Regions from separate parts of the Homo sapiens genome. Here regions 2 and 3 are each linked to region 1. Evidence: read pairs that join two places in POLR2A ChIA-PET (ENCODE). Cell type or tissue: OCI-LY7. All regions are shown on one strand. Each heading gives the region's core, and the rest is flanking DNA. Links, peaks and the distances in the headings are about the cores only.

Region 1 (8,720 bases), core at 2,527-5,026:
AAATAAAACTTCAATTAAAAACTTTAAGACAGTGAAATGTGAAAGCAATGTATCAGAAGTTGTAAGATGTTAAAATAGTACTAAAAAACTCCTAGCCTTAAATATTTTCATTATAAAAGAAGAAAGAATAACAATACATGAACTAATAATTCAACTCACAAACTTAGAAAACTAAAATAGTCTAAAAAAGGCATTGAGAAAATATTAACAAAGATAAAGCAAAAACAATTTTACAAAGAGCTAACTATAGAAGAAATAGATCCAAGAAATTAGTTCTGTGACATCCAATCAGAAAAAAAAAGAAAAGACAAATGGACAAAATGCATCATGAAAAAGGGTTATCCACATAGTTATGGAGATGATTTTAAAAAGTTCAAGGGAATACCATGTATGCCAATATATTTGAAAAATTTTTAAAAAGAGTAATTTCTAAGCAAAAGCAAGTAAACTAAGCTGCATGAAAAATAGCATAAACCCCAAATAGATCAATAACAATGGAAGACATTGTAAGCATTTAAAGAATTATTTTCAAAAGGGGATGCCAAGGCCCAACAGTATTATGGATTCTTCTTTAAACATTTCAAGGAACAGATAACTCCTATTGAATTTTCTTTAGAACTTGGAACATTTTGGTATTTTTATCATTTTACTTTATTAAGCTAGTCTCATTTTAAAACTGAAACCTATCAGTGATATGTTCTAGAAAATAAAAATATAGACTAATTTTTACAGACTTATGAATATAAAAACAAAAATACTAACCTTCTAGTTTTGAATATGAATATTAAAAATTCTTAGCAAATTTCAAACATTTCTCTTTAGCATACATTTTCTTAATATAAGTTGGATATAAGATTAATCAATTTGGACACACATTTTGCTTACCACAGTTGTAACTAAATTGCGGTCTGCAGCTAGCACTGTCATAATAGGAAGAAGGCTTTTTGCACAAAGCGTAGGAATAGCTGCTTTGTTTATTTGGCTGCTATGCCTGGATAGGGTTACTTGGCTTATGTCACATTGTTTTCATTCTTTTTCTGTTAGTTTGAGTTGGGAACAGAATTATGAAGCCAAAATAATAGAGAAGAGGTGTCTAAGCATGTGGATTGGAGAGAAAAAGAGGAAACGTGTAGGTTTGGTTGGTTTATTTTGAACTACCAATTTATTATTTTAATTGGAGCAACAATAAATCATAGCTCATAACTATAAATCTACCTTTATTACCAAAGCAATCATTTTCATATCACAATATTTGATGACATGGACTTTTTAAAAATGCAATGACTCTCTTGTGTAACAGCAGACCACTACACAGTTTGAAGTAGAAAAACCATACAGTTGTCTCTAATGATATCAAAAAGACATTGAGTACAGTTTAACATGAAGTCTCTATTTTGTTTTTATTTAAATAAGCCTCTAGTAAACAAGGTACTTGGCAATTATTTGGTTTTTATGATAAATGTACTTATCTCAAACCAACAGCCAACCTCATTCTTAATGTTAACCACTAGGGAAATTCCCACTGAGATCAGAAACAAGACAAGGTTGACTGCTCTCTTCTCTGTTATTAAACACTGTTCCAGAAATTCTGGCCAATGTGGTGAGGAAAAAAAGGGATAATACATAATTGTATTTTTTTCTGTCTAGGCATCACATGTTAATTACCTAAAGTAATTTAGAAAAAATGAGGGATCAATAAAATTGCTAGATGAAAGATAAATTTGTGAAATTAAGAAGCCAGCAATAATTAGTTAGAAAATATAGTGGAAAGAATATCCCTATCAAGTACCTTTACTACACACACAAGAAGACAAAACAAAATATATTGGAATACATTTAATGATAAATAAAGAACTTCTATGTCTACTGAGGCCTTAATACATTAAAGACATATTAATAGAATATTCAGGCAGGAAGTTTCTATGCTATAAGGATGATCACTTTCCTCAAATTAGTGCATAAGTTTCATGAAATTCTAATCAGAACTTTTTCAGGGGAGCTTTATTTATTTTTAATCATCTAGTTAGTTATCTCTATGACTCAATGTCATAAGTGTTTAAAAGAAGTAACTAGACATTGCTCTAGGTCCCCAGTTGGCTGCTGGGCAGAACCTGAAGGCAGGTTAGACTGGGTATACAACCCCACATCTTCTTCCGGCTCTGAAGCTAACTGCTTGGAGGCACACTAGTGTGCCCACCTGTATGCATGTGGAAGTGTATCCTGGAGGGAGTGAAGAGATGGGAGTGGGTGAGTGAGAAGAAAGACCTAGCTTCTAAAAATGACTTGGTTGCTGCGTGAACATGGCCAAGTCATCTTCCTTTTTCTATCATAAGAATCTCCATCTTTTGGGATATGACATCTCTCAAATATTATTTTAACATTATAAGAATGCAGGGCAGTAGTAACAGAAAGCCCTGGATAAAGAGGTGATATGAATTTATGTTTAAGCCCTGGTTCTGCCACTTACAAGCTTGAATATGACAGCTATTATAATAATGTAACAATAGTGATAATAATTCTTGACTTTTAATCTTTTTGAGCTGTCATTTTTCCTATGATTATTCTTAAGAAAATAACTTAATGAAATATTACATGGTATTTAATGTTCATTTTTGGTTGTGAAAATATGAGGGCTAATTGATAATAGAATAAGACTAGTTTACTATAACTGTGTAAGTTTAAATGGTCCAAGGAGATGCAGCATTGTCTATAAGATTAACACTTTAGTGTAATGAAATATTCACTATCATGTGCTTTTTATGAGATGAGAAAAATACTAAACTTGAGTTAATCATTATTATTATTTTTTTTTTGAGACGGAGTTTTGCTCTTGTTGCCTAGGCAATAGTGCTGTCTTGGCTCATTGCAACCTCTGCCTCCTGGGTTCAAGTGATTCTCCTGCCTCAGCCTCCTAAGTAGCTGGGATTACAGACATGTACCACCATGCCCGGCTAATTTTTGTATTTTTAGTAGAGACGGGGTTTCATCATGTTGGTCAGGCTGGTCTCCAACTACTGATCTCAGGTGATCTGCCGGCCTCAGCCTCCCAAAGTGCTGGGATTACAGGAGTGAGCCACCATGCCCAGCCTTGAGTTAATGTTTGTATAGACACACTGGATCAGGCCAGGATCGATTTTTAAAAATATAACCAAAAAAGTATGAATACATTTTTACTTTAATTTACTTTTCAGCCTAGTAAGTTATGAACAACTTAAGCCAAATATCTTTCAGCATAATGTCAACATTATGTTATAAAAATCATTCATTGGAGAAGGCTCTCATTCCAGATATAAACTTAAAAAAATCATTGAGGTAGAGACATAAATTCTATCTTAAAAGTTAGAAAGAAAATTAAAAAAAATTTAAAATTTTCCTTGGTCTTGGCTAGGGACCCCATTATTTACTTATTTATTTATTAAATAGAGATGGGGTCTCACTATGTTGCCCAGGCTGGCCTCAAACTCCTGGGCTCAAGTGATCCTCTTACCTTGGCCTCCCAAAGTGCTAGGATTATAGGCATGACCCACCACGTCCAGCCATTTTTTAAAGGCCAAATTTCTAACTATGACGTTAACTACAAAGGCATTATTGAATCATGTCATAAATTACTCACATAGCAAGAGTAAGAGGGTAACACATCTGCAACACTTCAGTTTAAGACATCCAGGCCCCTTTCCTAGGTTAAGAATCAGTAGGAACTATTGAAATTAGATTACCTCTTCTCCAGGTTACAAGTCTTCCTTTGTAGACTATTCCTCTGTAAAGATGAAGACAGTTACACAGTTGTAAAGTGTTTTCCACAGGCTCTAACAATGCTGCTCAAACTGTCCAGAGCTCTCCCTTATGTTGAAGTGGGAACTTCCACTGAGAAATCCCCCAACTTGAAGACTTCCTTATTTGTAGCTAGCAACAGCCAATCATGGCACGATACTGAAATGAAGCAAAGACTATCAGAAAATATTCTGTAAACCACTCGTGACTGTAGCTCTGACTTCCTTTTGAAGCAAGATACTTTATGTGAATAGTTAAGGCATTTTAACAACAACAACAACAACAAAAACCCCAGGAATTGTAAACACAAAAATACTTTTGGATTAAGCATTTTATGTAAGAAAATTTAAAAGTTCAGTTTATTTGATAAGTGGCTTTTTAACCTTTAAGAAGTCGCTTTTTGACCTAAGAAGCATGTTTATAAACAGGAGGTAAAAACCAAATTTGATTATAGTTGTCTTTATGGCCTACAGAAGTCACTTGGAAGAAGCTTTGTAGTAATAAGGTTTAAGCTCAATTGCAGAGCCTGAGCTTAGGTACTCAGAAGAGAGGTGAAGCAAACAAGGCTCTTAAGACAGCTTTTCTGCCTTGAGAACTTAAGGTTCACTGTTCGTGGGATAAAAGTGTGTTCCAGCAAACTCGGGAAATGCTTTACAAATACATGTATTTCTCTTAGGTTGCTTAGAGCAAAACATCACATTTTACATGCAAACGGAAGACAGCATGTGCACCACAGACATTTTTCTTTGATATAAAATTTTAGAGCTGGAAATGTCCTTAGACAACATCTGTTCCATTTCCTTTTTATTACAGATGAGGGAAACAGGAGAAGGTAAATGCTCAATGTCACAAGTAAAGTTAGAAGCAGCGCTTAGATTAAAATGTGAGTCTTTTGAATCCAAGTGCATTTCTTTTTTTTACTGCACTACACTCTTGGCATATAAAGTTACTGAGCTGGATAAAAACTGAATTAAGCAGTCTCCTTTTTCAGCTCCTGCATTTTACAGATGAGAAGTCTGAGGCTTTACCTAAACTTCAACAGTTATTAAAAGGTCTAGAATTTAGAACTTCTGATTCTTAGTCTAGTTTGTTTTCCACTTTGAAACACTGCCCTCTCTTAAATTATATGTTAAATAAATCTGAGATATTGCTACTTATGATGAAATTATTCTATAAAAAATAATTTCAAAAGTATCTAAAATGCTGAATAAACTTATGATTAAAGGCTTCTACGTACTCATCTAACATACAATGAAGCATTACATTTCTTTTGGAACTATGGGTTTTATAACTATCTTACTGATGAAATGCTAAATATTAAATGCTATTGTGTGCAATGGAAAAATAAAACCAACCTATCCCGTGCTGTAAATATAGCAAAACAAACCAACAAAAAAGTGAGATAGCCACTAGTGAAAGGAAAACTTACTTCTTAAGAATTTACAGTTTTGAATGAGCAGAGTTTTAAAAACACAGCTTTTAAAAAAAGCAGCGCTCCTGTCTAGACTGGGAAATGCCCCTTTCTTTGGTCTCTTCATCCTGTGCCCCCTCCCTCCTCTATTTACTTTGGCATTTGAGCTTGGCTGACACCCAGGATCCTGCAGAACTGGCTACTCCAGGGTATGCTGGCCTCAATCTGGTGGGGCATTGTTTGAGAGAGGGTCCTACAGCCAAAACAGAGAAGCTACAGTTAGAGAAGCTTTTTGAAGAAATTCTGAGTACATGAAATTTAAAACCTATGCCACTAACCAGTTCTAGACTAGGCAAAATATGTGAGGCAGATGGAAGTTTTAATTTTTGTCGTCTCTAGTAGTTCCTTTTCCTATTTCCCTACTCCCCACCTTTTTCCTTCTCTTGGAGTCGTAAATCAAGTGACTAGGGCTGACAAAAATGCAGAAATTCCTTCAGAGGAGGAAGCAAACTGGTACTAAGCCAGGATTGGCAAGGGTTAGGGTATAATGACCAGGGCAGGAGTGGGATGAGCAGCTCCAAGCCCAAGTTAGAGGGTGGGAGGCAAAACTCAGGTTCCTATTCAGGGAGAGAAGAATGGCTGAGGGGAGTTACTAGTCAAAGAATGCGGACATCACTGCCCGGGGGCAGCAGGATTCTCAGGGCAGGTCTGGTCGAAAGGCCTCCCTAAGAAGAATCCTGGAAATTTTTTTTTTAGTGAAAGTGGAGAGCAAGAAAGCCAGGTCTCTTAATTGCTAACTAGGATTTAGAAATAGGTTCCCTCCTTCGGAGGGAGACCCAGGTGCCTGCGACTCTGGCCAAGTAGCTAGTTAGGTAGCCAGGCTGCATGGGGTGGGTGTTTGATTGAGAAACTTGGTTCAGATGATCACATGGACACCTACAGGACGAATTCATGCTCTAGGCACAGTATTTGTGAAAACAGCATGTTTTCCAGGCTCTACTTGCTGGTGGGCTGATGCTTCAGGATTTTATTGGCCTGTGGCCACAGCAGGGCTGATGCTAAGGGGAATTGAGACCTGCAGGGATGATAGATGCTCTTTTTCCACGACCACCCCAGCCTCTATAAATGGTGCACTGGGCAGAGTAACCTATATGACTTATTTGCAACTCAACAAAAATTTATGCCAAAGTTTTGCTTCTCCAGAGGGGATATTTGCATTTTAGTTCGAGTGGTGGAATTAAAGGTATCCCCATTTAATGAAACTTCTGGTCACACTGAATGGATGAAAGGGATATAGTGGATGTAGGGAGAGGGGTAGTGTAGGGAAAATGTCCTTACTCTTTACAATTCATATACTTAAGCTGTTACCTAAGTTAATGATTGGCCTTATACCTGTAGGGACATTTAGTTAGCATGCTTGGTCAGTTACAGTTGCATCAACCCCCCTCGTATAACTTTTGACTCCTCCAAAACTTAACTACTAATACATCTTACCTATAATATAAAATCGATTAATGAATATTTTGTATATATGTTATATACTATATTCTAACAATAAACTAGAGGAAAGAAAATGTATTTAAAAATCATAAGGAAGATAAAATATATTTGCTATTCATTAAGTGTAAGTGGATCATCATGAAGGTCTTCATCCTTGTTGTCTTCACATTGAGTAGGCTGAGGAGAAGGAGGAAGATGAGAAGGTCTTGCTGTATCAGTGGTTTGAGGAGTCAAAGAGAAGGAGAAGGTGAAAGGGGAGGCAGGGGAGGTGGGCCCACTTGGTCTAACTTTTACTGAAATATATTCACATGTAAGTGGACCCACACAATTCAAACTCATGTTGTTCAAGGATCAACTGTATTTATTCAATAAACATTTATTATCTACCATGTGTTAGGCTCCATGCTGGGTGCAGAAGTTCTTAAAATGGTTTTTTTGCTCTTGAGGAGCTCATGTTCTTAAGCAAGAGATAGACGTGCAAACGTTTAACTCTGCTCATTGACAAAGTTAAGAGTGGTGATGCATACAAAGTTCTGGCTGTGTGGGCAGAGAGGCAGTTCTCAGAGCTCGAGCTACGCATGAAGAGATGCCTAGATACCCACGGATTAAACAAGTGAAAGGATCAAGGGTTAAAAATTTATTTTATACCCTTCTCCGTATTCTCAATAAATCCACTCTGATTTTTTTTAGACTAAGCTTGTGGTTTTCTGCTTGTTTCCATAGCTTTATTAGTAAAATAATTGTAAAAATCTTATCTTTTTAACATTGTAGGGGATTATTTATAATCTTTACTTTTTCTTTTTTCTTTTCTTTTCTTTTTTTTTTTTTTTGAGACAGGGTCTCACTCTGTTGCTCCTGGCTGGAGTGCAGTGTTACAATCATAGCCCGCTGCAGCCTTGAAATTCTGGGCTCAAGCAATCCTCCCACCTCAGCCTCCTGAGTAGCTGGGACTACAGGTGGGCACCACCACTCCCAGCTAATTTTCTTTTTAAATTTTTTTGTAGAGTTGAGATCTCATCATGCTGCCCAGACTGGTCTTGAACTTCTGGGCTCAAGCAATCAACCTTGGCCTCCCAAAAGGTTGAGATTACAGGTGTAAGTCACTGTACCCAGCATATAGTCTTGATGATAGTTAGACACAATTTGAGTGTTCTTAGCATCTAGCCTTAAAAAATAAATCTGTGAGGTACACAGACTAAGTAGTTAAGAAGTAGCTTGAGCATATTCTTTTTAATTTTTTTAACTTTTAAGTTCAGGGTAAACTTGTGTAATGCAGGCTTGTCAAATAGATTATTTTTTCACCCAGGTATTAAGCCTAGTATCCATTAGTTATTTTTCCTCATCTTCTCCCTCCAGTGTGTGTTGTTCCCCTCTATATGTCCACGTGTTATCATTTAGCTCCCACTTATAAGTGAGAACATGTGGTATTTGCTTTTCTGTTTCTGCGTTAGTTTGCTAAGGATAATGGCCTCTAGCTCCATCCATGTTCCTGCAAATACATGATCTCATTCTTTTTCATGGTTGCGTAATATTCCATGGTGTATATGTGCCACATTTTCTTTATCCAGTCTACCATTCATGGGCATTTAGGTTGATTCCATGTCTTTACTATGTGAACAGTACTGCAGTGAACATACACGTGCATGTATCTTTATTGATAGAGCAATTTATATTCCTTTGCGTACACACCTAGTGTTGGGATTGCTGGGTCAAATGGCAGTTCCATTTTTAGGTCTTTGAGGAATCGTCACACTGCTTTCCACGATGGATGAACTAATTTACACTCCCACCAACAGTGTATAAGTGTTTCTTTTTCTCTGCAACTTAGGCACATTATTTTTGAGAACAAGAATAAAAGTGGGACCCTGGATTCCCCAGCACCTTGTCCTCCCCTTTATATGATAGGTATGTATTTTTGGCTATCAAAAGAAAGAGGAAACTTAGTAATATGTGATAAAACAAAGATTGATAGACTAAAAATTTAAAAAACTCTTGACAAACTCAAGTAATAGGCTGATGCCAAAATGAAATTCAATAG
Region 2 (7,410 bases), core at 2,900-5,399, 76 kb before region 1:
TGGAGATTGGAGCTGCCCCTCTCCATAGGAGTGACACTTACCCTGAGCTAATCAAGTTCACTGCCTGTAAAAACAAAACTACCAATACCCTTCACCACTCTAGAAAACATTTTGTCTGTTTCTTAAAATAAACAAACAAAAAAACTCCAAACATGTAAGTACTATATGACCCAATGAATGCACTCCTGGGCACTTCAAAATTTATGTTCACACAGAAACCTGTATACAAATGTTTACAGCAGCATTCCGTCTATAAAGTAAGAAAAAGATAGGAAGCACTTTCTCCTCTGAAGCCATGATTATATCACCTAAAAACGGTTATGGTAAATGAAATGGCTCATTCAAAACTCTCAGTTTTAGCTTTCAGTTTACATAATGTTCTCCCAAGTGACCTAGAATAATTGTGGCTCTTGTCTAGAAATTATCCTTTTTCCATTAACATCTTGTAGAAAATTTAACTTTACGTATCTATGCACACATAACCAAGATAAAGGCAAATAAGAACTTGTCTTCTTTTCTGTTAGCATCAAAAAATCTTAGGGCAGGAGAAACCCTCAAGAAACTGAGGTTAGGCCTTTCCTGAGTAATAAAATTCCCAACTGGGGGCCTCACCAACTTTTTTTTTTTTTTTTTGGCCAAGAAAGAACTTAGTAAAAAATAAACTACCAAGACCTAGTATATTCTTCATGTCAAAGGGGAATGAACATTTATCAAAAAGAAAAAAAGTAGGAAGAAGAGTTTTAGATTCAGCTTTATCAAAAAATTATCACTTTATGCTTACGGCTCAGGATAAGATGAGAAGCAAGAGCTGAGGACAGAAGTGAGGAGTCTCAGGCTGCAGCACAGGTAAAAAAGAGAAAGCAGGAGAGAATGTTCAATTAGCAGAAGCAAGAAGGAAAGCAAGGAGATTCACTGTGGCCATTTGGCCGTCTAGCAGACATACGGTCCAGATGTAACTTCTAGAGAATACAGACAAGTCAGTGGCTCCCTATAATATTATTAAGATAAAATGTAGAGGGAAACATGCTGTCTTTAATGTTAAATAGTCAAGAGAAATTAGGAGCAGAAATAACAATGAGTAAATCCATTAAATATGGAATTACTTAGAGGAAACTAAGCTTAAATGCAAAAATCACACTACTATTGACAAACATAACAGGAAAGAGACAATAAAAGATGCTCGTCTTAGAATTATTTGTTTCCAAAAGGGACTTATCAGGGAGGGAGACAAAAACCACAGGTTAATGACAATGCAGAATGTGTGGAAACTGCTATACAATAGTTTTATTAGGATTCTAAGATATATAGCTTAGAGCATAAGTATATAGAAAGATGACTAACTGGCAAAGAAAAAAAATCTTTCAGGAAATAAATCAGCTTTCGTAACATAGCAAGACACTGCTTAACCAAGCAGCAGAGAAGCTCAGAGTGTATAGGTGCAAATGAAAAATTAGGTGACTCTTCCCCCTCCTCTACCCTCAAAATCTAGCAGTATCTTAGAAGGAACTAAGAATCCAGTTAGAGGATGTTAAAATACAATACTGGGAAGAGTGTTAGCTGAAGATCCTGTACTTAAACAAAGCTAAGTGGTTTTCTTAGTATTGATTTCAGATCCCAGATACAGTCTTGCGCCTTTAAAAATTAAAAAAACAGAGTACCTAGTATGCAGCACTTCATAGTCCTAGGGTTTTATGGAACATACTAGAAAATGCAGGTATCTACTATCAAACTATCTTTTAACAAATTAGAGTCAAAATTCAGAGTCTGCTCTAGACTTAATATAGATTAATTTACAAGCATCACGATTTAAAGTATGAAGATATAAGACAATTGATTATCCAATGTATGTGAAAAGAACTGATGAGGAAGCATTAGGACCTCCATGTACAAATAAAGGTTCCTGAGGAGATGCTGGAATATTCTTAGAACATGACATTTTTTCAGGAGGATGAAAAGTAACTTACTAAGAAAAAGGCAATATGATTTTTTTCTAACAGGAAATTATAATCTGGTTAAACCAGTGGTTCTCAAAATATGGTCCAGGATCCTTAAAGGTCCCAAGAGCCTTTCAAGGGATCCACTGTTGGGAGAGGTAATCTGCCATGGCCCCTGAGCATCCTGGCACATTTTTGCTGTTCATGTCAGGAATACAAGAATCTCACTGTTCTTTACCGGAGCCTTTTCTTAGGCTTGTGTTTGCAGAGCAAATTTGAAAGACTAGGTAATGTCTCCCTCTTGGACAAAGAGCAGGCATGCTTACTGCCTGCTATAAAATGGTGGGTTCCCCAAGCTCAATATGCCTCTCCTTTAATGTAACCATTGCATGTATAAGCATCATCTGTGTCTGTGTTACCTCCTAGGCAGGACCAATGAAAATAAGATGTTCTTCGCTACTAACTTTACTGTAAATAATAAAGTCCTTTTTCTCTGATTCACTTTTCTGTTTTCCTCCAGTACCCACCCATGAAACAGTAACTAACTTATTAGCTTGTAAGTAGAATAAAATGAAATCCCAGAGCCTGACATAATTGAAATCAACTATTGTCACAATTAAGATATTATTAATATTTGCATTTTTTACTGTGTTGGCATTTAGACTGATGATGCAAAAACAATGAATAAAACTGCTGGTGCCCGAGTATGACTAAGGCCATATCAAACTGTTGTCACTGTATTCTTTAATGTCACACACTCAGTTAAAAAAAAAAAACCAGCAAAAAAAGGCAGTTTCAACTAAGAATGTCCTTAATAAGGCAGTAAAAGTGATTACTTTTATTGAAACTTGATCTCAACATATTTTTAATATTTTGTGTGACAAAATGGGAAGTATACACAAAAGGACTTCTGCTGCATACTGAAGTACAATTATTGTCTTGGGGAAAAGTACTTGTGCAACTATTTGAGTTGCAAGTAAACTGGTTACTTTTCTAATGGAATGCCATTTTTGCTTGAAAGAATGACTGACACACAAGCTATGGTTATTCAGACATTTTCTCAAAAGCAAATGAAGTTAGCCTGTCATGTTAAGGAAAGCAACAGACAAGATTTGTTGCCAATGATAAAATTTGAGCTTTCAAGTGAAAATTAAAATTTTGGAAGACCTGTACCTGTCACAGTAAGCTTGACAGATGCCCAATACTTGAAAGATTTTTCTGATGCAATCAGTGATGATGTTAAATGTGATTTAAAAATATTATATAATAGGTCAACATTTGCAAGATCTACATAACTTAGTGAACCAATATTTTCCAAATGATTGATTCATGATGTTACAGAATCATACATTAGTAAAAGACATACTCAAAGTACAAGATAGACCAACAGCTTTTAATGTAGCAGAAAAGTTCATTGATACGCTTTCAGATTCCATATTGCAGCTAACATTTTAAGACACTACCAAGTTTTAGTGCAGTATCAAAGACTATCCACAATCGCTAAAAAAGCTATTAAAATACTCTTCCCCTTTTCAAATACAATATCTATTTGAGGCTGAATTTTCATCATACAATTCAACCAAAAAAAAAAAAAATAACAGCAGGTTGAATGTAGAAGCATTTCATAACACTGAAAAAAAAAAAAACCTTCAAAACAGATTTAGAGAAATTTTCTTTTTTTTTTTTTTTTGAGACAAAGTCTCACGCTTGCCCAGGCTGGAGTGCAGTGGTGTGATCTTGGCTCATGCAACCTCCATCTCCTAGGTTCAAGCGATTCTCCTGCCTCAGCCTCCAGAGTAGCTGGGATTACAAGCACCCACCATCATGCCTGGCTAATTTTTGTATTCTTAGTAGAGACAGGGTTTCATCACGTTGGCCAGGTTGGTCTCAAACTCCTGACCTCAAGTGATCCACCCACCTTGGCCTCCCAAAATGTTGAGATTACAGGCGTGAGCCACTGCGCCCAGCCAGATTTTGAGAACTTTTAGGATGACAGGTTATAATAATAAGATAAACTAGATGGTTTGTGGGTGCTATAGTTTGGATACTTGTCGCCTCCAACTCTGATTTTAAAATTTGATCCCCAATGTTGGAGGTGGGGCCTAATGGGAGGGGTCTGGGTCATGGGGGCAGATCCCTCATGAATAGAGAAATCCTGGGGGCTGTGGGGGTAAGGATGGCAGGTGAGTGAGTTCTTACTCTTTTAGCCCCTGAGAAAACTGGTTGTTAAAAAGAGTCTGCCACCTCCCCTCTCTCTCTTGCTTCCTCTCTCATCATGGGATCTTTGCAATGCTGGCTCCTCTTTGCCTTCGGCCATGAGTGGAAGCAGCCTGTGGCCCTTGCCAGATGTCAATGTCCAATCTTGAACTTTTACAGATATCAAAATCATGAGCCAAATAAACCTTTTTTCTTTATAAATCCCCAGCCTCAGGTATTCCTTTACAGCAATACAGACTAAGATGGAGGTGGACAGGGGGCTATTCCTTACCTATCAAGGTTTAGAGAACAGCCTTTCATTCCTTGGCCAAGAGAAATCAGGGCTGGATAGACTCTTATCGACTCTATTCTGTGTGCTTTGAAGACAAGTTTTAAATAAAGAGAAGTGTGAGAAAAGGGATGATAGGGGAAATAAGGAGAGAAAAGCCATACTAGAGACATTCGAATTTGCTTCTAAGTTAGGAAAGACAATTTAGAAGGTGACATATCACTTCTTATTTTCTTTTCTTCCTCAAAATTATTTCCAGTATTTTAACAAAAGCAAAAACTGTAAGATGATGTACTGAATTCAAAAACACAAACCCAGAGCAGGAAAGGGTTAGGATTAATTAATAATTTAGATTGGAAACACAGTTTCTGCAATAGAAAATTTCAATGTAATTATTAAAATGTTTTGGATATCAATATTTGTTTTCTTAAGAGTTTGTGTATCAGCCAGGCACAGTGGCACACACCTGTAATCCTAGCACTATGGGAGGCCGAGGCAGGTGGATCATTTCAGGTCAGGCATTTGAGACTAGCCTGGCCAACATAGTGAAACCCCGTCTCTACTAAAAATACAAAAATTAGCCAGGTGTGGTGGTGTGTGCATGTAATCCCAGCTATTCGGGAGGCTGAGGCAGGAGATTCACTTGAGCCTGGGAGGTGGAGGTTGCAGTGAGCCGAGATGGTGTCACTGCACCCCAGTATGGGTGACAGAATGAGACCCTGTCTCAAAAAAAAAAAAAAAGTTTATGTATTATGACTCTTTGGAAAAAACTGAACTTTTAATGAATAAATTGGTTGAAGATAGTTATTTTCCTTTCTAATTAACATTCTACCAGAAAGTCTATAAAAAAGGCTAGTCTCCAGAGGAGTAATACAGAAGCATTATATATAAAAATAGGGTATATATAATGCAGTTTCTAGAAAGAAAACCAGGAGAAGCGGTACATTTGCTTTGGACTGCAAGGCAAGGAGTACCTGAGGTACTACACACAAACACGTTTTTCTCCAGTTCTCTAAGCCCCAGCCTACATTGGCCTGTGCCATTGTACAGTGTGCATAATCACCATTTCTGTATGATAAAAGATAGAAAAGATTAAACATTAAAGGAATTCAGGGGCAAATTTTTAAAAAGTTGAGTAACAAACACATGCAATTACATTTATTTCAAGTTCCTCTTTTAGAAGAGGTGCTATGTGTTTAGATGATGTAAATGAGATTTGGCTTTTCCATAGAAATCACTTAGTAGCTAAATATGTTGACTAACGGCCTAATTTTTAGCTTTTGTTCAAATGATGAAAAACATATTTATCATTTACCTATAAACCATTTTAAAGCTTTTACAATGAATATAAAACCAGGTACCTGGACAACATACAGCAACTTAACAAACAAATGTGGATTAAGGGACTTGCAACAGAAAGTGTCTGGAGTGTTGAGAGAAGCTACAGGGGCCCAAAACTCAGACGAAGATCCCTAAGTGGGCACTGCACTTGAAGTCCAGTGTATATAAGATATGAACAGTGTAAGGATGGGAATGCCATCTAAGACCTAGACCTGTGAGATTAGGATTTTATTAGCTACAGAAGATCAGAAAGCAAAACAGAGTTCAAGTTCATGTACTGCCTGCCAAAACTGCTATACATAATTGAAGAAGCAGACCATGCGTAAATGCCGCTCACTGAAGGACTGTCTATAGAATAAAGTTAAGAAAAAGGTAGAAAGCACTTTCTCCTCTGAAGCCATGATTATGTCAACTAAAAATGGTTATGGTAAATGAAATGGCTCATTCAAAACCCTCAGTTTTAGCTTTCAGTTTACATACATAATATTCTCTCCCAAGTGACCTAGAATAATTCTGGCTCTTGTCTAGAAATTATCCTTTTTCCATCAAAGTCTTGTAGAAAATTTAACTTTACTTATCTATGCACACATAACCAAGATAAAGGCAAGTAAGAACTTGTCTTCTTTTCTGTATTTGAACTTAAACTTTGGGCCCTTGATCAAGCCTATCTTAAGCTCACTGAGAATTTTAATTTTTAAATTAAGGTCCTAAATGTTTTATCTGTGCCATAAAATTATAGTTAGAATTTCTTTTTTTTTTTTTTTTTTAGACGGAGTTTCACTCTTGTCACCTAGGCTGGAGTGCAGTGGCGTGATCTCAGCTCACTGCAACCTCCGCCTCCCGGGTTCAAGCAATTCTCCTGCTTCAGCCTCTCAAGTGGCTGGGATTACAGGTGCCTGCCACCACGCCCGGCTAATTTTTGTATTTTTAGTAGAGACGGGGTTTCATTTTGTTATATAATTAGGACTTTACATTATTTTATAATGCTTGCTAATTGCTGTAGGTCTCCATATTGTCATTTCCCCAACCAGACTATATCCTTAAAGGGGATAGATGTTGTCTATTACAATACTATTGCTATTGCTGTGTTTTGTTTTTTGTATTTCTGTTAATGACTAGCAAGGCTTGGCAAATAGGAGTTCAATAACTACTTCTTGTGTAAGTGATTGACAAATGACTTTTTAGACAACAGCTTTCTTCAAATATGTCAGAGCTTCTATATTTACTTGAAGTTGTCAGGTACAGCACATCTTACTGCTTGCAATTGCCAGCTCCACAGCTATATCACTGTTTATACTATTCTAAACCTAAAAAATCTTTCTTGTTCCTCAAAGCCACCATATCTGCTGATCTAATCACAATGATAGCTATATTCGAAATCTGCAAACTGTTTAACTGACATCTTTCAGTAACTGCACTCGTCATTTACTTGAGTTTTTGATTAACTCAGATGAAAAATAAAGACATGTTTAAAGAACAAATTAGAAATATATAGACATGAGAACACATAAACTCTATTTAATTAGTGAACTCATACCATGTTCACTTCATATTTTGGATCCTAGAATCTGAAATAACTTTTCAACATTCAATAATGTTAATTATTAAATCAAGACTTTAAGCCAGAAGACAGGGACAACATCTCTTTGC
Region 3 (7,410 bases), core at 2,900-5,399, 98 kb before region 1:
CAGGCCAGCGGGGCGCGGCCACTGCAGGGCGGGTTGGGGGCGGCTGGAGGCCTCGGGGTGGCGGCCACGCTCGGGCAGGGCAGGAGATCTGCGCTCAGTCCTGGAGCCCTTCTTGGCCTTTGTGGCCCTGTCACTCTTTTCACCCCTGGCTGGCCCTAGCCCTTTCTGAATTCGCCTGGACTCCCAGTCGCGCTCGCTGGCCGACGCGGTCGATTCACCAGACAGCGAGTGGGCGTGAGAACGCAGGCTCTTCGGCCGCTTCCCCAGTACGTGGATCCCGGAGCGCGGGTCCTCGCCCCACCGCCCCGGGGAGTGGGCGCGCGGCGCAGGCCGAGCCCTCGGGCGAGCCCGCGCGGGGCTGCACTCCACCGGGCCGGCGCTGGGGGCCGCGCGGGGGCTCCTGGCCCGCTAGGGACTCGGTGGCGGTGGCTGGGTTCCACTCGCCAGCGGCGGGAAGGACGCGCGGGAAAGCGAGGGAGCAGGAAGCGGGTGGCGGCGGCGGCGCGGGGCCCGCTGGAAAGGAGGGAGCGCCGCAGGCGGGAGGAGGGAGCGCGGAGGAGGGAGGCCGGGAGGAAGGAGGGAGCGCGGCAGGCAGGCGGAGGGAGGGCTGATTAGCATGCAGCAGCGCTCGCGCGCCCGGCTCCATTGTTTTAACACCTCCCCTCTCCTCCGCGCCAATCTGTCACCGTTCAGCAGGCGAACGCTGCTGCCTCAAATGCTGCTCTTCTCAAATGAGACGGATAATTAGTTGCCCCGCACGAATGCCGCACTCTTCTCACCCCTGATTGCTATCACCTTCTTGCTCCTGGCAGTTTTGACACCTCGTAATCAGCCTGCTGCTTTTCTCTTTTCTTCCCGACTTCTGCTTCCCTCCCCCCGCTTTCCTTCCTAGTTTATTTATTTATTTATTATTATTATTTTAAATGCAATCCCGGTGCTTATTTGGGCGAGTCCTCCGCCGAGTTAACCTTTCGCGTATACATGTGTGCATTTATCTGTATATGGGAAATTGGGTGTCTGTGCGTGAGCGGGGGGCGGGCTGGCAGTTTTGCGGGAAACACTGCTTCCACGCCGAGAGAACTCGCTTCTCCTAAAGATATTTTTGGGAAGGGAGGAGTTGCAGAGAGGGACGGGAGGGGAGAGTTGGGGAGACCTCAATTAATGCTTTAAAGATCTCTTAGAAATTAACAAACTGGGGAGTCTTGGAATCTGCTGTCAGAAGCGTGTTTTCCCCTCTCTCCTCTAACAAGCACTGACAGTCTAATTACTGTAGCTACAAGCAGCTGTCGAGGCAGCAGCCCGGGAGAGGAGGCGCCACAGGCTGGGCGCGCCCGGCCGGCCCCTGCGCCCAGCCGAACCGCCGAAGCACGGCCCGACTCGGGGAAGGACTCAGGGAGGATGGAGAGGGGCAAGGCCCCGCGCCCGAGAACCCCGGCGGGCCTGCGAGCCAGCGGACACGCTTATTGTTTCCTTAAGTCTTTACCTTGAAGGTTAAAAGATGTGACGAAAGGAGGGGACGTGGGGGGAGTGGGAAGAAAATCTTCTAAGCTTCTATCCACCCCTTTTCTACCTCCTCGAGCTCTCCCTCCCCCCGTGTTGGTAAAATAACCACGCAACCCGGGGCTGAGGGGGCGGGGTGAGCCAGGCTGGAGTGTAAGAAAGCAGATGTCCCCGCTGGCAGCAGCCTCAGCCTCCGGGGAAAGCTGCACCGGGGGGGCCCTCCCGAGGACATTCACCTCCCACTTCTCAGGCATCCCGCTCACAACTGCCTCGCCTCGGCGGGGGTGGTTTTTTCAGACTCGGCGTTTCGCGTGTGCAGCTTTTTTACCTGGGAGCTGTTCTTACCCGGCCACGCTTAGCAGATGCCAAAAGCCAGACCCTGCACGACTCAGTCATGAGACAGAGGGAGAGACCTGGCGGGTGCCCACTCCACCTTTAGAGCGGTGACCCGCGCTCCCTCTGTAGAGCAGGGCAGGGGGCTGCTCTCCAGGCTGCCTTTCCTGTGGCCCCAAAGGGTCTATGTCCCTCACCACGTGGAGCTTAGGGTGCCGCTGGAATCCAGAAGAAAACCGAGTTTGCTAGTCCTGCTAAAAGTGGTGGGGGCGGGGAAAGGATGGGCTGGGGAGGAAGGTCAATGGTACACTTTAATTTGAGTCACCTTCTGGGACACGGAGTTTCCTCTGGTTGTCAGCAAGCTAGTAGATGTCAACTGTGTTGAGAGAAAGTCTTCCCATCTAGAAAAGGACAGGGGAAAAAAAGAATCCCCTTTCACCAGATAGGTACAGTGGTATATTCTGGCTGGTACACGCTGGGAAGTTTTTATTTTTAATTTTGTGTGTGTGTGTGTGTGTGTGTGTGTGTGTGTGTGTGTGTGTGCGCGCGCGCGGAGAAGGGAGGCTGGGTGGGCGGGAAGTGGGGGGAAGGGAAGAAACTTGGATAATTGTCTAGGCATTTCCATTCAGCCCTAGTGGCAATGAAAGAAAGATGTACATACCTCAGAACCCTTCGCAGTGAATACCTAATAATTACTGTCACCCTGGTGAGGAACATGTCAATATGATGTGCTTGGCACCAGGAGAAGTCGAGGCACCACTCTCATTCTTCCACAAGTTAAGGTTCTTCACTGTGGCACAGAGGCCTGCTCAAATTCCCCCATCCCACACCCTCTAGTTTAAAGCACTTGCTTCAAGAAGGCTTAAATTTCTGAGAGTTGCAAATCAATGCTTACTTCATAAAATGGAAGCCATGCCTTAAACACTTTTAAGAATCAGGGGAAAACAGAAACCTATAAGGCGAGAATCATAGGGAATAAAAATGAAAGGGAAGTCTCATTTTAAACAAATTTTGCAGCCGTCTGAATTTGGTATCCACTCTCTCAAATGTCTTCAGTGGCCATCAATCAGGCTGCTAACAATGAATAACAAATTTCTCAACAAGAATATGAACATTTCTAATCTAAGTTAACAAATATAGATAGTCCTTGCAGGGTTTTAGATTTTCTCCCGTTAAAAACAAATGTTTCTTTAGAAAGTTTAGTTTGAAGAATAATTCTAAAATTCAAAGTGATTCACTAATTGTAATAAATGCCACCAAATCTGGTCATCACCATTCTATTAGGTTACTGAAATGAAAACATGAATTTTATAAACTTCCCTAAAAATGTGATTCCTTCCTTCCCTTTTTTTTTTTTTTTTTTTACTCAGGAACAAAGGACATACAAATGATCACAACATAAGTACCTCTTAATATTTAATTAATTTCATCATGTAGCTATACACACAGTAAAAATTAAAGCCATGTATATTATTTAAAAATCTAAAGTGTTTAAATAATTCTACCAGTTGTTTTATCACTGGACAAGAAATGTATTAGGTTTGATATTTACAAAGATGTTTATGTTGTCTGCTATTTTCTATTATAGGTTTATTCAAAGAGAATATCACCTATAGCATAAATAATTAAATTTTTCAATAAAAACAAACTAAAAAAACCCTAGAAACATTTGACATCACCAAATTCAACAGCTCTCACTAGAAATCCAAGCAATAAACTTAGATATTTGAAATAAACATAAATTATGATTATATAACTCTAAGTCACATACATAATTTTGAATTATAGTAATAGCACTGTAAACATGAATACAAAGGATTACAGTTTTATACAGAATTTTTTTTGTTTTTCTTCTTTTAGGCTTATTTCTCCTTGAAAGAACAGAATGATCTTTTAAAAAATAAGAGTTATATAGTAAATCCAGAAAAAAATTCAAATAGCTGTGAAACTAGATTTTCCTATAAATGATCTTGAATTTAGTTTACAATCAAGTATTTATAGTATTAAAAACCCAAAATCATCACATAGAACTTGATATGTCTGTTTTCAAATGTGTCTTAAGTCTCTCCATTGAAGTGTGAATTAAGATGCCGAAGGAAATCCCCCCTGGATGTAATGGATGGTGGGAAAACTGCTTGACAGAATTCACATACTCGAGGTATATGCAGTTCTGAGTCTGTGCCACTTAGTACCACCGAGTCACTGTCTTGATTAGGAAAGGGCTTCCAAATGGGCTGCAGGAAACAAACAAAAATATCTGTTACTTATGTTTAAATTCAAATAGCACTGGACTTCAAATTTGAATTTCTGAATGAGTTACGCATGGGCATATATATTGAATTCCCTAATATAAAAGCAAATTACTTTTCCGTAAAGTTAGCATGACATGACTCAATTCGTGGTTTCATAAAGGGCACAACTAAACTTTGATTAAAAGTCACTTGGGACACACACAGTCATGCATTTTATCTTTATATATTTAAAAAGATTGCAGCTTTAGCATGCAATTTTTAATACTCGATCACAACAGCAGTAGTTTTGGAACAATAGCTAATACTCTGGTCTTTTAAATTAAATTCTATCTTTTGTTTTTTACAATAAAAACCTTAAATTATAGGGGCTTTATTAATTACATAGTACACAAGACATGATGTGTGTGTGCATTGCGTCTTAATCAAAATCAATTTCACTACTGTTTATAAGCAAATACAGTGAATACATCATACATGAATCAGCATTATTTTGATTTTTAAAAAGAAAATTTTCCTTTTAAACTACTGAACAAATTTCACTGATGTTATCTTTTGTTTTTAAAAACACAAATATTTAATCATTCAACAAAATCTAACACATGCAGTGTTTTGACTTCTTACTTTGCTTCTGTTATATAATAGGTAGTTTGGCCTTACTCATTCTTGTGGCTGAATAAAGTGAAACTCGTCAATAGTTGCCTGGTTAAAGAATTATGGAAAGTCATAATCTAACAGAACCACCTCCACTATAACCAGCACATAAATACCCTTTCATAACTGCATTTATTCTTTTTTTTAAATTTCTAGAAGGACAAGAAATAGCATTTAGCTTAATAATAGCTACACAATAGATGTCTGTTAACTGGAAAATATTTTCCTGAATTGTGTAAACCAAATTATTTTTTAAAATTTCTTATGTGGACACAGGTAAATTCCTCTGACACAGCTAAATTCTGATATTTTAAGAAGAATCATCTCATAAAGTCAAATTTAAAGAGACCCCTTATCCTCCTATTACTAATATGTTTTTAAAGTCACACATCCTAGTCTAGCACCTGACAAGTGTTACTGTTATTTCCCCTAACTTCTTTCATTCTGGTTAACCAATCATTTACATAAACAGTATATTACTAATGGAAGCACTTGGATTTCACGACATCACTGTCTTCTTATGAACAGTTTACTGGACAGCTGTGTACAATTGGTGTAAATATACAACGTCTGTCTAGGCACCCAGACACATTCAAATATCAGTATGGAGGACTTATAATAATGCTGACTCAATTCCTTTCATAAGAAATGTCAATTTTATTACAAAAATAGTAATATTTAAAATAAATGTTATAAAATTTAGGGTAAAATAACTCTCTGGAAAAACTTCTTTGATAAAAGTAGTAAAAATTGTGAGCATACAAACAAAAATCTAGTTAGAGTTAACTTGATTCTAATTTTAATGTTTTCAGTTTAAACAAAAAAGTACAAATCACTGTAATGGGAAATTGATATGGCCAAAAATAAAAGATTATTAAAGATAATTCTTATTTATATAAAATAGTAAGAAATTAAATCAGAAGCAATTTAGCTTCTAAATTTGGTAAGCCAATCTTCTACTCCCAATTTACCTATTAAATCCATATTCATTTTTCTCTATTAAGAACTTTTAGTTCAGATTTGATCTCTTCATAGAATTTAGTTGGGATCCCACTCACTGACTCAGCAAAGTAAAAAAGAAAATCACATAGAACAATAATAATCTGATATACTTTAGTCTTGGTTATGATAGCTGAATATATAAAATAGATGTTTAGTAGTAATGATTGATAGAAAGTAAAATTTTGAAATATGTAGCCAAAAATTTCACTTGTCTTTGCTACTATCTACAAACAACTCAGGATTTTTTTAAAAAAAAAATTATTATTATTATTTTGAGACAGGGTCTTGCTCTGTCACCCAGGCTGGAGTGTGATGGCACCATCACAGCTCACTGCAACCTCGAACTACCTAGCTCAAGCAATCCTCCCACCTCAGCTTCCCAAGTAGCTGGAGGCCACAGGCACAAGCCACCACACCCAGCTACATATATCTATATAACTATACGTATTTGTAGAGACAAGGTCTTACTATGTTGCCCAGGCTGGTCTCAAATTCCTAGGCTTAATCAATCCTCCTGCCTCAGCCTCCCAAAGTGCTGGGATTATAGGCATGAACCACCGTACCTGGCCCAACTCAGGAATTTTGTACTTATACTAGCTTTGTACTTATACTAGCTTGCATAATACTAGCTTTATTAATACTAATAAAATAGCTTAAAAGGTTTTTTTTAAAAAACTCATTTTAAGAAATATTCTTTCCATCCTAAACTGTAACATGGTCTTCAAAACAAACTAATTTCTTTGCTTTTTCTGCCAAAATATCAATTATCTAACCTTATGCCCCATGTCTTGTGACAACTCAACACTAATTCTCCTGAATTTTTTAAGCTGAATACTTTTCCATCAAGTTGTAATCACATACCAGCTGTTTCCCTTGCTGTAGTATAGAAAGCAAATGTACAATGCAGGGTGCCATCTACTGAAACATGAATGCACAGACTAGTAAAAGAACAAGCAAGACATATAATAGAGAAAAAAGTAACAAGCATTAGAACTGATGCACTTCACAGCTCCACAGGAATTCTACTTGCAATAAATGAAATTGTTTAATTTGTTTCATTTAGTAGCAACTATAACTGAGACTATGATGTGAAATAAAGTACAATGAACAAGAACATAAGTGAGGTTATAATTAAAACTTATTGTCAGCCATGCCTAGTTCTTCCCACTACTAAAATATACCACAGCTTGACAACTGCCTTCTTTGCGTGCTGATTTAAGTCTATAACCTATATGTGTACTTAAAGCAAAAGGGTATTAATAACTTTTTTAAAAAAATTAAATATCTCAAGGCAAAGAGAAATCAGACAAATGTTTGCAAGTTACATAGACATTTACATCAATCTGTATTTTCATAAGCTTCTGTTTTTTGTAAAAATTATATAGTTTTCATTTGCTTTCAGACATTAAACTTTTTTTTAACTAAAAGAATCATTCTGTGATAGAATTTGAATCTAAAAGGGAGGGCAGGAGTGGTTTGGGGGATATTAGTCTGTGAGCTTTAGAAACATTAAATAAAATATTTGATATCATACACATGCAGAGACTATTTAAAAAATATACTAGGCTACATGTTCATTTCCAGATTAGCAACCAAAACCAAACTAAACCCTACAGATCTGTGTACTATATAACTGAAGATGTAGTAGAAGTATTCACTGAAAGATAGTTCA

The links. Peaks named below come from ENCODE experiments on the same cell type or tissue, not always from the same donor. Only the 100,000 strongest peaks of a DNase experiment are listed, where the experiment ranks them.
Region 2: POLR2A ChIA-PET joins it to region 1 with 6 read pairs; 2 of 35 experiments call an interaction of 5 or more read pairs at or near these places.
Region 3: POLR2A ChIA-PET joins it to region 1 with 5 read pairs; 3 of 35 experiments call an interaction of 5 or more read pairs at or near these places.

Annotation. Positions count from the first base shown.
Region 1 is chr2:161,132,060-161,140,779 of GRCh38, reverse strand. All of the region lies in intron 2 of TANK-AS1 (TANK antisense RNA 1), which reads left to right. It also overlaps a transcript of TANK not described here. Among named protein-coding and RNA genes, the nearest start is that of TANK-AS1, 24 kb to the left of the region's middle. RefSeq lists a silencer at 869-1,038 and an enhancer at 3,643-3,982. In OCI-LY7, for the core only: no CTCF peak of the experiment used is centred there; a DNase peak (open chromatin) is centred at 3,909; H3K4me3 peaks cover 2,317 bases; H3K27ac peaks cover 2,153 bases.
Region 2 is chr2:161,209,814-161,217,223 of GRCh38, reverse strand. The region is part of intron 4 of TANK (TRAF family member associated NFKB activator); the gene reads right to left. Among named protein-coding and RNA genes, the nearest start is that of LINC01806, 31 kb to the left of the region's middle. In OCI-LY7, for the core only: no CTCF peak of the experiment used is centred there; no DNase peak of the experiment used is centred there.
Region 3 is chr2:161,231,999-161,239,408 of GRCh38, reverse strand. It overlaps TANK (TRAF family member associated NFKB activator), which reads right to left. Exons shown (of 8, transcript NM_001199135.3): 8 at 3,179-4,067. The coding sequence ends at 3,891. The region is part of intron 3 of PSMD14-DT (PSMD14 divergent transcript); the gene reads left to right. Among named protein-coding and RNA genes, the nearest start is that of LINC01806, 9.0 kb to the left of the region's middle. RefSeq lists silencers at 108-177, 268-637, 5,223-5,292 and an enhancer at 469-1,025. In OCI-LY7, for the core only: no CTCF peak of the experiment used is centred there; no DNase peak of the experiment used is centred there.